Regions from separate parts of the Homo sapiens genome. Here region 1 is linked to region 2. Evidence: chromatin contacts called from ENCODE POLR2A ChIA-PET data. All regions are on one chromosome and are shown on one strand. Each heading gives the region's core, a stretch centred on a gene start or an enhancer-like site at or near the end of the contact. The rest is flanking DNA. Distances are from core to core; before and after follow the strand shown.

Region 1 (7,067 bases), core at 221-2,720, 620 kb after region 2:
TTTTTTTTTTTTTCTCTCAAGGACCCTGGTTCCTTTCAATAAAAAAGGCATTTGGATACGAAAGCATGGATGCTTGGGAGCTCCTTGTTCTTGGGGGGGTTAATCATTGGTTCTAGACCTTTTCAGTGGACACATCCAGAAAACGTTTTTAAATAGAAATACATCAGGAGTTTATACCAATATTTACAATTCAAGTTAAGAGCTACAGATTTTTAAATGTAGTGTCTTTGATTTTCTATTTAATTATCTTAAGTCAAAAAACTTGATTTCTTATGACATAAATATAATTATTTTGTGCTTTTCCTGGTTAATGTAAGAAAAAAATTTTAAGAATCCATACCAACATATTATTAACAATATAACTACTGAAGCAATTTAATATTTTGTTGCAGTTCTTTTCGTCCTGAGGACATGTCCCACTGCAGATATACAACCAAATAGACAAGAGTGTAAATCACTTCAAATAATTCCTTTCTACATGGTTAATACTCCGACTGATTTATTTCATTTTGTTTTTGAATTAAGGGATTTTTTTTGTTTTATAATTTTGTCAAATATTTGTATATTTTCAAATGAACAAAACAAAGCAAATTCAGGAAAACCTCGTTTCCAAATCTGTTGCTTTCACTGTTTCCTCCCTCCTCTAATGATTCGCTTTTATTAATTTGTTGTTTCCTATCCTACTGTCATTGAATGTGTTAAATATTAAATACACACTCACTTTTCTTAGGCAAAAGGTAGCATAATACACATTCTAATTTTTGTCTTACTTTTTGCACTTAAGAATATATTCTAAAGATTACCCCTTGGCAGTATATAAGTTAGTCTTTCATCTCTTTTAGTAGCTACATAGTAGTTCATTGTGTAGATGTAGCATAGTTTATTCAATCAGTCCCCTCCTGATGAATATTTGGGCTACTGCCAGTCTCCTTCCACTGCCACCAGTGCCACAATAAATAGGCTTTTGCATTTTTTTTTTTCATATTTGGTAGTCTATCTTTGGGATAGATTCCTAGAAGTGGGATTGTTTGGTTAAAAGATAAATAGAGCTATCATGTTGCTGAAATCCCTGCCTAGTGGCTGTACCACTTTGCATTTCCACCAACAATACATAAGAATGTGTGTTTTCCCAAGAGAATATTTTCAAATTTCAAAGTATTCAATTAGAACACCCACCAAGAAAGATCTTTATTAGGAGAATCAAACTAAAGCTATTGATACTTAAAATACACCTAATAACAACAATTTTTAAAGCTTTTGACAGGTGCTTTTCATGAATATAGACCTAAGAATTTGACTTAGAAATAAGAGAGACGTTGTACTGAAAAGATAGAAGTAGAGAGAGGAGACCCAGTGGAAGAGTAGAAAAGTAGAGAGTCATTGGCTTAAAGAGTTGAAAAATAGATCCTTATCTCAGCCCTGCTGTGAGCTAGGTATGTAATCTACACGAAATTGCCTGCCACTCTGGGTTTCAGTTCCCTCTGATGCATAAGCAGGAGGTGAGGTTTCTTACCTCACCCTGCTGTCAGTTGCCTTCCAGATCTCTCATCTGTGTGCCTGCATGCAGAAGGCGAAAGGAATGCTACAGGAAGCCATCAGACCAGGGTGGGAAAAACTGGGGGAAGCCCCACTTCCACGTTAGACCAAAATCAAATCAGAACCCCAGACACTCCCAAGCTGGGTGTTGTTTGCAAAACATTGTTCTCCTGGGACCTGGGACCAAGGTTGGGCAGAGGGTGGAGTCTTCAACATTTACCAAGTTCCTGTTTTAGGCTGGGCATGCTGTAGCTGCCTGGCATTCGTCAACTTGCTTTTGTCCCTGTAATCTGTTTTGCAAATAAAGACACATGGTCTCAGAGAGATTAAGTGGTTTGTCCCAAATCACACAGCTGGCAGCAGAGCTGGGGTTAAAGTCTTCTTATTGCTTTGTACCTGTGAGCCCTACACTGCTGCAGAAATACTACAAAGAATCGGTTCTCTCCTAGACGACAGAGGCCATGTACTGAACACAATTAGTTAAACCCTGTGTAAAACTGGAGCCTTCTGGGCATGATAGAGAACTTCCAGCTGTCTTTGAACAAGACAGCTTTGTCCCAAGAAAGCTGTCAAATGACTCACTGCCTGATAAGGAATTAGAAAACCATAAAATAATCCTGTCAATCTATTCACTAAAAGCTAGAAGTTCATTTGTTACCAAATTCCTGGCCAAGCAAAAAGGTGTCAAAAGGGAAATTAACACTTAATTGATCCATAACTATGCAGAAAGCATTATGTTGGGTAATTTACAGATGCTACTTAATTTAATTTTCATAATATTCCAATAAAATAAGAGTCATCTTTCCATTTTACAGACGAAGCAACTGAAGTTCAGAGAGATAAACTAAATGCTGTAAGTTCTCGCATTTAGTAGTGGTGGGACTATAATTTTACCATGTTTCTTTGTGATTTCAAAGCCCACTCTCAATTCCCCAAGTTGTATTAAGCCAATGTGACAGGACCGAAGGAGCCCGGCAGTGGACACAGAGCAGGATTTGTTCTTCTCTGGTTTTCTCGGTAACCAGCTATGTGCACATCACATAAAGACTTCGGAGTTCAGTTAATTTTTGTCAACATCTCTTGTTCCCTTCAGGTCACAGCCCACATTCTTAGCATGGCCACTCTGCCCTATGGCCACCGTGGCCTATATGACCTCATCCCTGCCTACCCAATAGAAGTCACTCCCACCTACCACACTCCAGCTCCCCTGGACCCACTGAGCTCCTTCAGAGCATCACACCATCCCACCTTGGAGGCTTTGGTTACACTGCTCCTTCTGCCTAGCACTCAGTCCTCCTTCTCCCTCTCCCGCTCCATCCCTTGGGTAATTCTTACCTATCCTTCAAGGATGAGTTTAGCCATGTTTTCCTCAAAGAAGTTTCTGATCATTCAATCACATAAGATCACTCTGCTATTTGCCTCCCTAGTATCATAGCCTCCTTTCCCTTTTTTAAATAGCATTTGTTACTTTTAACATGGTTTCTTCATCGTATTTTCTATTTCAAAGTTCATCTTCCTTGTAAGCTCTATGATGGTGACAAACACACTATCTGTCTCATTCACTGATATTTCCCCAGAGTCACACACAGCACCTGGCTCCATAAACACATGCTCCCGACTCCGTCCCTCCTGCTTGCCCCTTCCTGTAGCCTGGACAGGAGACTTGGGATTCTTCCAGGAGAGATGCTCTAGAGTGGACAGACTTCATCTATCATTGGCATTTTTTAAAAGACTTGATTAGAAACCAAAGTAACAAGTATGATTAAATGATGGAAATGCTAGATGTTAAAAACCAAGGTTAGAACTCCAGGTTGTGTCTTGTGACCTCAGCTGCCCATGAGTTTGGCAAACTGCAAAACCACGCATAGGAAGGGTTATTGCCTCAACTGTTGTTTTGGATCAGTTTAGTCAGACATGCATATGGCAGAATTCTTTTTTTTTTTTTTTTTTTGAGATGGAGTCTCGCTTTGTTGCCCAGGCTGGAGTGCAGTAGTGTGATCTCAGCTCACTGCAACCTCTACCTCCAGGTTTCATGCGATTCTGCTACCTAAGCTCCCAAGCAGCTGAGACTGTAGGTGCATGCCACCATGTCCAGCTAATTTTTGTATTTTTAGTAGAGATGGGGTTTCACCATGTTGGCCAGGGTGGTCTCAAACTCCCGACCTCAAGTGATCCATCCACCTGGGCCTACCAAAGTACTGGGATTACAGGTGTAAGCCACTGCGCCCAGCCCAGAAATTTAACATCAGGTGTATGTCATCAATTATAAAGCCCTGAGTATGGAGAATTCATCTTTTGCAGAAGGTTCTCCTGTGGCCAATTTACTAGAAAAATACAAAGAAACCACACCAGGAACCAGGAGGTAACACTATCAGCAACATCTTTGCATTAAGACAATATCTCCATCTAAACACACTCATTTTTATTTTTACTTAACTATAATTTGCTTGATAAAAATGCAAAATAATCTTCCGTGGTAAATTATAAATACTTTCACTCAATATTACAATTAACCTATATTCCTGAACCCCAAACCATGGCACACTGTCTAAGTGCCTTGTACACACTATTTTGATAAATTCCCACAGTGACTTTAAGGATGGTACTGGTGTTTTCCTTGTAGACAGCCAGGAAAGGGAGGAAAAGAGAGATCGAATACTGGTCCCACACAGTATGGGCGGAATCCAAACCCAGGTGGGAAGCTTCTGAGCCCGCTAGGAATCCTTCCTGTTTGTAAGCTTGCTTTGTATCAAATGATCAAGCACAGACACACTTATCCTAAAATGGGGAGCACATGCCCTGCTTTCTGACTGAACTTGAATTCTCAGAAACATTATTTATGGGGGAAAAGTCTTACAAGTAAAGAAGTCAGCTAGCTTCTCAGTCCAAAATCTACCTAGAGAAATCTTTTATTATTGTCCAATTAAGTTTGGCAAATTGCAAAACCACTCATAGGAAGGGTTACTGCCTAAATTGTTGTTTTGGATCAATGTAATCATACATGCATATGGTCGAAATTTAACATCAGGTGTGTGTCATCAATTATAAGGCCCTGAGTATAGAGAATTCATTGCATTTTTTATTATGACAACATTTACCAAGTTGACCATGTTTAAGCATTTACCAAGTCAATCATTTAGCATTCTATAGTTCAAAGGTGATGGGTATTACATTTAAAGGAAAGATGACATAGTCAACAATGCCACTAGCATAAAGCATCTAATTTCTAGGCTCTCCACTTCAGCTCTCCTCTGTTAAGGCTGGAAGTAACTGCCATGATCTCACCACTAGGAGGGAAAAAGAGAAATCTACCCATCTATGATAGTGAAGAGAAAGCTCAAAGCAAGTGGACCTATGGCGCTGTGCTCAGACTTGAGCAGACATCAGAATCCCATGGAGGGCTTGTAAAGATCCAGATTGCAGGCCCACCCCTAGAAGTGGATCTGAGGTGGGGGGGCCCATGATTTTGCATTTCTAGCAAGTTCTCAGGTGATGCTGACACTGCTGGTGCAGGGACCACACTTGAGAACCACCCACCCATGACACTGGTGCACAATGTTTCAAACTCATGCCAACAGCAGACAGGATGCATCTACCCACATCTATACCTGGCACACCTGCACCACACAGGAACACCACATATCTGCACAAGGTATCACAGGCATACCCGTCACACACATGCACACACTTTTTTGCATGTGTATGCCAGAAACACACTATACATCTGCACCACTCATAGGTAATACAAACTGGCATCACGCACACAAACACCACATGCCTACATTACACACTGTCGTGCACACACAGCTGTACCACACGTCTATAACTCACATCATACACATTCACCTCGTATGCAGACAGGCACTCACATATACACTGCACATAAACAGTGCATACCTATACCACACACTCCTCACACCTGCTCCACACACTCACATGCATGCATACCCTCAACCTACACATCATATGTGCTGTTCATCTGCACCACACGTGCCCCACAGCTACACACACTCACCCAACTGCAGATTCCGAGCTACCTGCTGCTATCACCTTGCTCTTGAGACATTCCCTCAATCCTTCTCCTCCTTTCCCCCTGCCCTTTGGCCTCATCCTATTTTTCCTCATGGGTGGCCCAAATACATTTCCCAAAGTGTCCATCCAAGAAGGCTCCCGCACTGTAGGCATCTCTGTATTTTCTTCCCACCCACATTTGACTTAGCTACTCTTTGTGAACCAAGTTCTTTATGTTCAATGTCAGTCCAAATACTTTTGTTTCAACTTAAATAAATGCAGCAAATAGTTACAGATCTTTTTCTGTGCAAAGCCTTAAACTAAGCATGTTGAGGAGGAAAAGTGATGAATGAGACGACGCTGACATTCATTCATTCATTCATTCAATGTATTAGCTAGGTACTGGTGAGCCATGGCCAGCATAGGGAGGAGGTACTTGATAAGTTTCTTCCCAGAACTCTTTAGATTCCAGGGAGTGGGCAGCAGGGTCCTCTTCCCTCTTCTGAGGTGACTTCTGGCCCCTACTACAACTCCAGATGGTTCTCTGAGTATGGAAGAACCATCCACGCCAGCAGACAAAAATTAACATTCTTATAATATTAACAATAACACTAGCAGCAAAAAAAAAAAAAAAAAAAGCCACCTTTTAGTGAGGATAGTATGGATATGTAGGGCATATCTACATACTAAAATATGTAGCACTATGCACTACACATCTTAACTGGTAATTATTCCTCCAGATATTATCAATCCATTTTCCAGGTCAGAAAATAGAACTGTGGGATGAATCTTGCAGGTGGAGAATAGAAGTTTCAATCCAGGTAACTGACATGAGCCAGCGGCTGCTTCCTTTCCATTTCAGCACATGCAGCCCCTTCTCCAAATTCAGACAGAGCTCCCTTGATTGTGCAGTCTGAGGCAGCATCAATGCAACTCACAGAAATGGTGGACATCTCTGTCTCACCTGCTCCGCGTCTGTTATCAGGGAGAGCAGTGTCATAAAGTCAAAGGCATTAAAGGTAAAAGCAGGCATTCAAGACAAGAAGATGAAACCACAGTGGGACTTTATTTCTTTTTATAATTTGAAACAAAGCCTTAACTTAGAGTAAACAGGCTTTGGCAAAGAGGTGACTTCCACCATGCAAACCATGAATTCCATTCTTCTGTTAGGATGGTCTCCCTGTTCTAATGGAGCCACATACCTTTGTGTGGCTGGTTACACAGTGGGTATCCAGGTAGTAAGGACTGATTTAATTTCTCCATGATTCAGGCTTGTCCAGACATTTGTCCTCAAGCTGTATTTGAGGGCAGCAAGGATAAAGAGTCTCTTGGCCAGAAGACGCTCCCTCATTCACCTCCCACTTGCCCTGTCTGCTGACCTCCAAGGAAATTCAGTCCTGCAGTTAACATCTGTGGTCCCATCAGCTGAGTTGAAGTAAAAGGTACTTAACGCACGCAGCTCGTTTTGCAAGGTTAGAAGGAATCAATAGGAGATGTGTTTAATGTGGTATCACTATCAG
Region 2 (7,765 bases), core at 2,262-4,761:
CTGAAAGAAGGGCATTTGGTCTCTGCAAATTCCTGTGACATTCCAGGGTAGCTTTTGGCCCTGCCATTCGTCACCCTGACCCTGAATTCATGGACAAGGACGTGGCCGTCACAGGGATGCCTTCATCTGGTCCCAGCTCTCTCCCTCTCATAGCCGTGTACTCTGTTGGGAGCAATTGGCATGAAGTTTGGCAGTGGCATCCTGAACCGGGATGACAGGACCATCAGTCAGCACCAGCCTCCCGCCCCTCCTGGCCTCGGCCTGCCAAAGCCTCGTATTCCCACAGCTGTGGCTCCAGCCTCTGCCCTGTCACACTCGCACACCTGTTTGCCATCCTGCTTCTGGCCCGCCAGCCCAAGCCACAGCCCCCAAGCAGGCTTAAAGGGCCGGGCTTGTGGGAGGAATCGGCACAGGATGGTATTTACTCAAAATCACACAGGACGGTGAAACTTGGTTAAAAGAAATCCTTTTGTAGCTGCTTCATTAAAAACACCAAAGAGGCTGACCATTCACATTTGTTGAATGCATCCAATTCATGCAAGTAATGGGACAGGTCAGGGTTCACCCTTGCCTGCTACCCACGTGGGCTTTGTGCTCAGGAAGTGACCTGTCGGTCTCCTGTAGCTGGTTGTCCCCAACAGGGAGCAGGGCTGGGGTGCCGGCTGGGGCTGCGGAGGGTGGGCATGGCTTTGAGGAGGATATCCCTTCCTTGCTGGGTGGGGCTGAGTAGAATGGGCGTGGCTTTGAGGAGGATTTCCCTTCCTTGCTGAGTGGGGCTGAGGAGGGTAGGTGTGGCTTTGAGGAGGACTTCCCTTCCTTGCATGCTTTAAGAATCCCTCCTCCAGCCAGGCATGGTGGCTCATGCCTGTAATCTCAGCACTTTGGGAGGCCGAGGCGGGCGGATCACCTGTGGTCAGGAGTTCGAGACGAGCCTGGCCAACATGCTGAAACCCCATCTGTACTAAAAATACAAATATATATATTAGCTGGGGGTGGTGGCAGACTCTGTAATCCCGACTCTGTAATCCCGGCTACTCGGGAGGCTGAGGCAGGAGAATCCCCTGAACCCGGGAGGTAGAGGTTGCAGTGAGCCTGGGTGACAAGAGTGAAACACCGTCTCAAAAAAAAAAAAGCATCACTCCTCCTTAGCACGAATTCAACCTTTTAAAAATGGAGACTCAGAAGCAGCACATGATACTGAACCCAACCATGGGACCTAGCATCTCCCTGAGATGGTGTATTTCCAGAAAAAGGCAGTGTGACGTACAGCATGGTTCAGTGCCCAAGTGAATGATCCACACCAACCCTAGAGACTGTTCTGAGGCTACCTCTGAGGCAGACCCGAACCAGCCAATGGGAAGAGCACTGGGCCAGGAGCCAGAAAACCTGGATGTTAGGTCTGCCTCTAGTTCGGAAAATCACTGAAACTCCCTGGGCCTCGAGTGTCTCATGAGTAAAATATAGGGCTTTGAGCAAAGAAGTTTAAGGTCCTTTCAACTTTAACAGTTTACCATTTGGTCTTGTGGAACAGTGGTTATGGGAAGGTCTCCTGTTTGGGTTTATCCAAGGAAACAAAACTCAAATGAAAATACCACTAAAACCACCAATACCTTTATCCACTCTGGGGCTCCCGAGGAATAAGGAGACACCGGGGGAATTATCGCAGAGTAGCTGTGTGACTTGGAGAGGACCGATGGGTACAACTAACTGGTGATACAACAATGCCGCCAATAAGAGCACATAAATAGCAATAATAGTGAAAAAGAATAACATTGACCATTTATTAAGTATTGAAAGTGTACCGGGATCCATGCTAAATATTTGATAAAAATATATCTCAAAGACTTTGTGAAGGATTAATAAATACACACAATGCTTCCCATGTGCTGTGCATCAAGTGATTTCTGCAGGCTAACTCATTTAATCCTCACAATTGTCCCATGTGTTAGGAACTATTATTGTTACGACGGTTTGCAGAGGGGGAGAAGGGACACGGAGGAATTACAGACCCACATTCTGCCTTCCTCATAACGTGCATTCTGAGGGCTGTCATCTTTCTTCTGAGTCTCTTCTGAGGATGAGATGGAAAAGATAGCTCTATCCTGGCTGGGGAGAGGGATGGACAGAAGAACTGACTTCTGCCTTAACATCTCCAGGGTGCTGTGTCTTCCTCTGAGGGAGCCATGTGTGACCAGGGAGAAAGTTCGAAAATAAGGACAATTCTTTATAGAGCCGCGAATGCATTCCCCTCCCCTACCCCAAGGCGTGAAAGAATCAAATGAGGAAATCAGGAAGAGATTCTGGAATAGGAATAACAAGATTTCCCTTCCCTTCCACTGAATTGGCCATCAGTAATTTTGCACAAATTCAATTTTGAAGTCATGCTTCGTAATTTGTGGTAAATCATATTAAATTAAACAGATCCATGTCTGGGCAACGGCTTCTCTCATTTAGGAACATATGGTGGCTCAGAGCCTCTCACACAGCAGAACTATAAAGGCTCCTTCCAAATAAGCAGCAGAGTGAGGGGCTCTGGGGCAACCCTACTGGTTTTCCTGAGAATGTTAGTTAGGGGTGACCATTAATTCACGGGAACTGCAGTATCCAGAATGACAGAATGTTAGTGTTGAAGACAACCTGGTTAATCACTTACATGATAGATGAGGGACTGGGACTTGGTGGTAAAGGAAACAGTGCTGGGTCACGTGAAAACAAACCAGACACCACAGGCAGGACCTTCCGGGCAATGCTTCCCCCTAACCATGTCATGCACCTACAGGTGACTGGTGGTGGGGATTCAATGAACCAGCAACATTGGTCTGTTCTATAAATACGAGCTATCATTATTTTATTACTCCCTTCAGTAAACATGTGAACCAGGCAATGTCCTTGTCATAATCTTGCTGTCATAACTGCTCTGTGATAACCCAGGTATAGACACAATCACAAACAAAGGCTATCATTTTAAAACGGGGAAGTGGGTGAGTCTCATGCTTCAAAAGCTTCTGCATTCATCTTTAAGATACCAGCCTTGTTGGACGACCAACAGAAGCGCATCTTAAAACTCAGGCAGTTATGGCTGTTCCACATAGCGGGTGATTTACAACAAAGTATAGATGAAGATTAACCGGCCTTGAGATGAGAGAGCTAAATAAACCACTTAGTGGGCAGAAAGGCCAAGTCGAGCCCTTGAGCTTGTGCTGACTTTTACAGATATTTTAATAACTTTATCATTATATAATTTGCTATCTGATATGTGCGGAGAGATGCACTAATGGAGTGAGAGTGGCCACAACAGTGTTATAATCCCGCGAGACTTAATCAAACCACCATGTTCGTGTCCCTCATGTGACCTGCAACTCCAGGAAGTGCAATCCCTAGTCACATTATTTCTTCCTCCCTTTTTATCTTGAGATGTTCTTTAAAAAAATCCCAAAGCAACTGGACATATGTAGTCCTTCCAGTGATATAAAGAGGAACTGGCACAGCATAAGCTCTCTGGGTCTTGGATCTGGCTTTAGAATGACTCAGGTTGAACACATAAAGCCGTAAGGTAAAGAGGACATCATCCATAGCAGGAACTGGCAATTTACAGGGCTGGGAGACTTAACCGTCCCAGACGGGTGAGCTCCTGATACTCAAGTTAGCGCTGACTCAGCGAGGGCCTTGAGGCTTGACTCACAGATCTTCCCTAGGGATGCTTTGCTTTTATGACATCAACTGAAGGATCCTGCAGTGTCCTCCATACTTCCAGGAGGATTGAGCTGGACATTATAGTGGCCCAAGTCTTATTAAACGGAACTGATGATGTTGACTTACGGAGGCTAAGATTCAGTGACCCAGTTCAGATTGTGTGGAAGAACCAAGACGGTAGAGGAATTAAGCACCATTTCCATTCCTGGTGGGTTTTTTTTTTTTTTTTTTTTTTTTTTTTTTCAGATGGAGTTTCACTCTTGTCACCCAGGCTAGAGTACAATGGCCTGATCTCGGCTCACTGCAACCTCTGCCTCCCAGGTTCAAGCGATTCTCCTGCCTCAGCCTCCCAAGTAGCTGGGATTACAGGTGCCCGCCACCACACCCAGCTGATTTTTGTATTTTTAGTAGAGACGGGGTTTTGCCATGTTGGCAGGCTGGTCTCGAACTCCTGACCTCAGGTGATCCACCCACCTCGGTCTCCCAAAGTGCTGGGATTACCAGCATGAGCCACTGTGCCTGGCCCCTGGTGTGTTTTAAAGCTCAAGTTTCATGCCACCCCATAGGTGTTAGGTGACATGAGACACACAGGTCAGAATCGCCATCTCCTCTTCCCTCTGCCCATACTGATTCCCTCCAGGAAAGAAAGTAGGGAATTTCATCTTTAAGAACAAGAATCCCCTTCCAAAAAGGTTAATTCCCATAACAGGATCTACGGAGATCAGAATTGGAAGACACTTTTCAAAATCTTGAAACCCTATTGAGAAAGTTCTAAACCCTAAAAATGACCCTAAGGTTGTATGGAATAATGATGGTGCCCAGGATTGTGGCATCCTGTGTCTGGAGGCAGTGGCTGTCTTTTCTGCCCAATCTTTCCTATCCATGATTCAGTCAACATTTAGTCAAACATTCAGTCAAGCATTTAGTGCCATTGTTCTATTTTTTCTTAAAACAGAAAATAGTCTATTCCATGCCATTTAGGGGAGCGTGAACTGGCTAAAACTCAACCTGAAGACTTTCCATAGCTTGCTAATCAGAAATCACCTGAATTAGAGGTGGTACATTCTTCCCCTATCAATTCTCAGGAGTGCAAAGAGAGACAAAAAATAAACATGGTTGGCCAATGTTTGTTTTTAGGGTGAGTTCTATACTATTTTTCTATTATTATTTTGCTTTATTTACTGTGGTTGGTAACTGAATCTCTAACATCAAAACATGAGATGTTCTGCCAGAAAGAGATTACAGAAGAAAAGCCTATGAAAAGAAACTGGGTTTGTCAGTGAAGATTTTATTTACAGGAGTTTTGCAATCGGTATCTTTAATCTCCATAACAATTGGGCTATTCTACTGCTTTGAAGGCAATTGTTCAATAATGAGAAGGTCCCTGTGAGGCTAAGGCTTGGAAGGAAGAATGTAACAGGGCTGGTGACAATTGAGGCAGGTGAAACCCTCTGCCTCTGTCAATTTCCCCTAAAGGTCAGGGTGGGGTGTTCTGAGGGCCAGAGAGAAATAAGCAAAGACACAGGTAATGAAAGTCCCTCCGCATCATTTAAATCACAAATACTGGATTTTAAAGAGCCCTAAAATAACTGAATTCGAGTGGGCCTGAATTTCTGTTCCATAAGGCAAGGAAAAATCATGTAGATGAGTAAAACCAACTCAGTCTGGAGAACTATGCCTAATAAGAAAACCCAAGCAGTAGCTTTCTAAGTAGAGCTGTTTTTCATATTAGCATATATTGTTTGTTCTTCTCTCAATACAAACTTGTGGTAAACTTTGATACTACTTCATGACTACAGTAAAAGTTTCTTTTTTAAATGTCCAAATTTGAAAGACTATCTTCAGGCGATTTGTAAATCACCATCCTTTAGAAATGGGTGTGTAGTCAACAATGCCTGGCAATCAAGTCACTTTTTTAAAAGGCAGCTTGCTTCAAAACAACAGTGACATGCCTGGCTTTGGGAGGTCAAATTCTTGAGTCCATCCCAACTGTCTGGCTTTGGTCATCATGTCATCTTTTGTTCCCATTTTTCTGTTCCTACCATCTAAGCTGTCATGAGCTTTTGGAGGCTAGGACAAGAGGCACCTGGGCCTCCTGTTTCCCCATCTGGCACTGCTCCCGGGACACAGGGAAGAGAGCTCTTTCTCTATCACTGTCAGGACCTCTGATTCCATCGGTATAGGTGCTCTAGAAAATATTAAGGAAATATCTGATCTCATCTAAAAAAAATCATACATTTTTCTGGCTGGGAAATAAAAATACTATGATGTTGCGTTCAAACAAATGATGGACTGAGGTTATAGTAACACGATTGGGGCATTTGTGCATGAGATGTTCAGTTCACATTTACCTGTCTACCATGTTTGTTCTGGGGGATGGACTTGGGAGAGTTATCTCTGGACTCACCTGCTGTGCCTGGTCAATGGTCTGATGTCCCCTGTCTTTTGTACAAAGATACAGCAGTTTGAACGGTGGCTCCAGAACCATTTCCTCACCCCCAGAACTGTGAATGTGACCTTATTTGGAAAAGGGCCTTTGAAGCTATAATTAAGTGAAGGATTTTGAGTTCATCATGAATTACCTGGGTGGGTCTAAATATAGTAACATGTATCCTTAGACAAAAGAGATGACACAAAGGAGGCCATATAAAGAGGGAAGAAGAAGTTGGAATGATACAGTCTGATACAGTCACAAGCCAAGGAATGCCACCAGTGGCTGGAAGAGATAAGGAAGTATCCTCCCCTAGAGGCTTCAGAGAATGTATGGTCTTGCCAACACTTTGATTTTGGACTTCTGGCCTCCAGAACTAAGAGAGAATACATTTCTGTTGTTTTAAGCCACCAAGTTTGTGGTTATTTGTTAAAACAGCCACAGGAAACTAATATACTTGTGCTGTGGTTTGATTATGTCCCTCAAAAGTTCACATGTTGGAAACTTAGATCCCACTGTGGTGGTGTTGATGAGGCCTTTGCAGGGAGCAAACGGGTCATGAGGATTCTGCCCTCATAAATGGATTAATGCCATAATCATGTGAGTGGGTTATTGGTGAAGTGCCTTTGTTATAAAAGCAAGCTCTCTTGCACATGCTTTCTTGTGCCCCTTGCTTTCTGCCTTGGGTTAATGCAGCAAGGACCCCACCAGATGCCAGCACCATGCTCTTGGACTTCCCTGCCTCCAGAACCATATGAAATAAATTTCTTTTGTTTTCTTTCTTTCTTTTTTTTTTTTTTTTTTTTTGAGACAGAATCTCACTCTGTCACCCAGGCTGGAGTGCAGTAACATGATCTCAGCTCACTGCAACCTCCACCTCCCCGGCTCAAGCGATTCTCCTGCCTCAGCCTCCCGGGTAACTAGGACTCAGGTGTGTGCCACCATGCCCAGCTAATTTTTTTTTTTTGTATTTTTAGTAGAGATGGGGGTTTCACCATGTTGGCCAGCCTGCTCTCGAACTCCCGACCTCAAGTGATCTGCCTGCCTTGGCCTCCCAAAGTGGTGGGATTACAGGCATGAGCCACTGTGCCCAGCTGTGAATTAAATTTATTTTCTTTATAAATTACCCAGTCTCAGGCATTTAACAAAAGAACTAAGACAGAAAGTTGGTACCAAGATGTGGGGTTGTTACTACAACAAATACCTGAAAGTGTGTAAGTGGCTTTGGAACTGTATAACCGTGAAGGCTGAACAAGTTTGGAGGAGCAGGCTAGAAAAAAGCCTGCATTGCCAAGAACGGTTCTGCCATTAGGGGCAATTCTGGTGAGGGCTCTGAAAGAAGACCTTAGAACTAGGGGAAGTCTAAATCTTCGTAGAGATTACTTAAGTGATTACTTAAGTGTATGTGACCAGAGTGCTGGTAGAATGCTGGTAAAGGCCATTCTGATGAGGCTGCAGATAGAAATGAGGAACAAGGTATTGGAAACTGGAGTAAAGGCCATATTTATAAAATATAAGGTTGCAAAGAGCTGGGTGAAATTGTGTCTGTGTCCTAGGACTTAATGGAATGCAGAACTTAAGAGGGATGAACTAGGATATTTGTGGAAGAAATACTTAAGCAGCAAAGCATTGAGGCTGCTG

Evidence for each region. ChIA-PET counts read pairs that join two places held with the same protein, here RNA polymerase II (POLR2A).
Region 1: POLR2A ChIA-PET joins it to region 2 with 25 read pairs in activated CD4-positive, alpha-beta T cell. The contact joins two enhancer-like sites. POLR2A ChIA-PET finds 5 or more read pairs at or near these places in 3 of 52 experiments (AG04450, IMR-90 and activated CD4-positive, alpha-beta T cell).

The regions. Positions count from the first base shown.
Region 1 is chr21:35,437,246-35,444,312 of GRCh38, forward strand. All of the region lies in intron 2 of LOC100506403 (a long non-coding RNA gene), which reads right to left. Among named protein-coding and RNA genes, the nearest start is that of MIR802, 280 kb to the right of the region's middle. Within about 2 kb of position 1,471, at least 2 of the 41 ENCODE cell types and tissues checked have a DNase peak (open chromatin) inside an H3K27ac peak, as active enhancers do.
Region 2 is chr21:34,819,525-34,827,289 of GRCh38, forward strand. The region is part of intron 7 of RUNX1 (RUNX family transcription factor 1); the gene reads right to left. Among named protein-coding and RNA genes, the nearest start is that of RUNX1-AS1, 13 kb to the right of the region's middle. Within about 2 kb of position 3,512, at least 2 of the 41 ENCODE cell types and tissues checked have a DNase peak (open chromatin) inside an H3K27ac peak, as active enhancers do.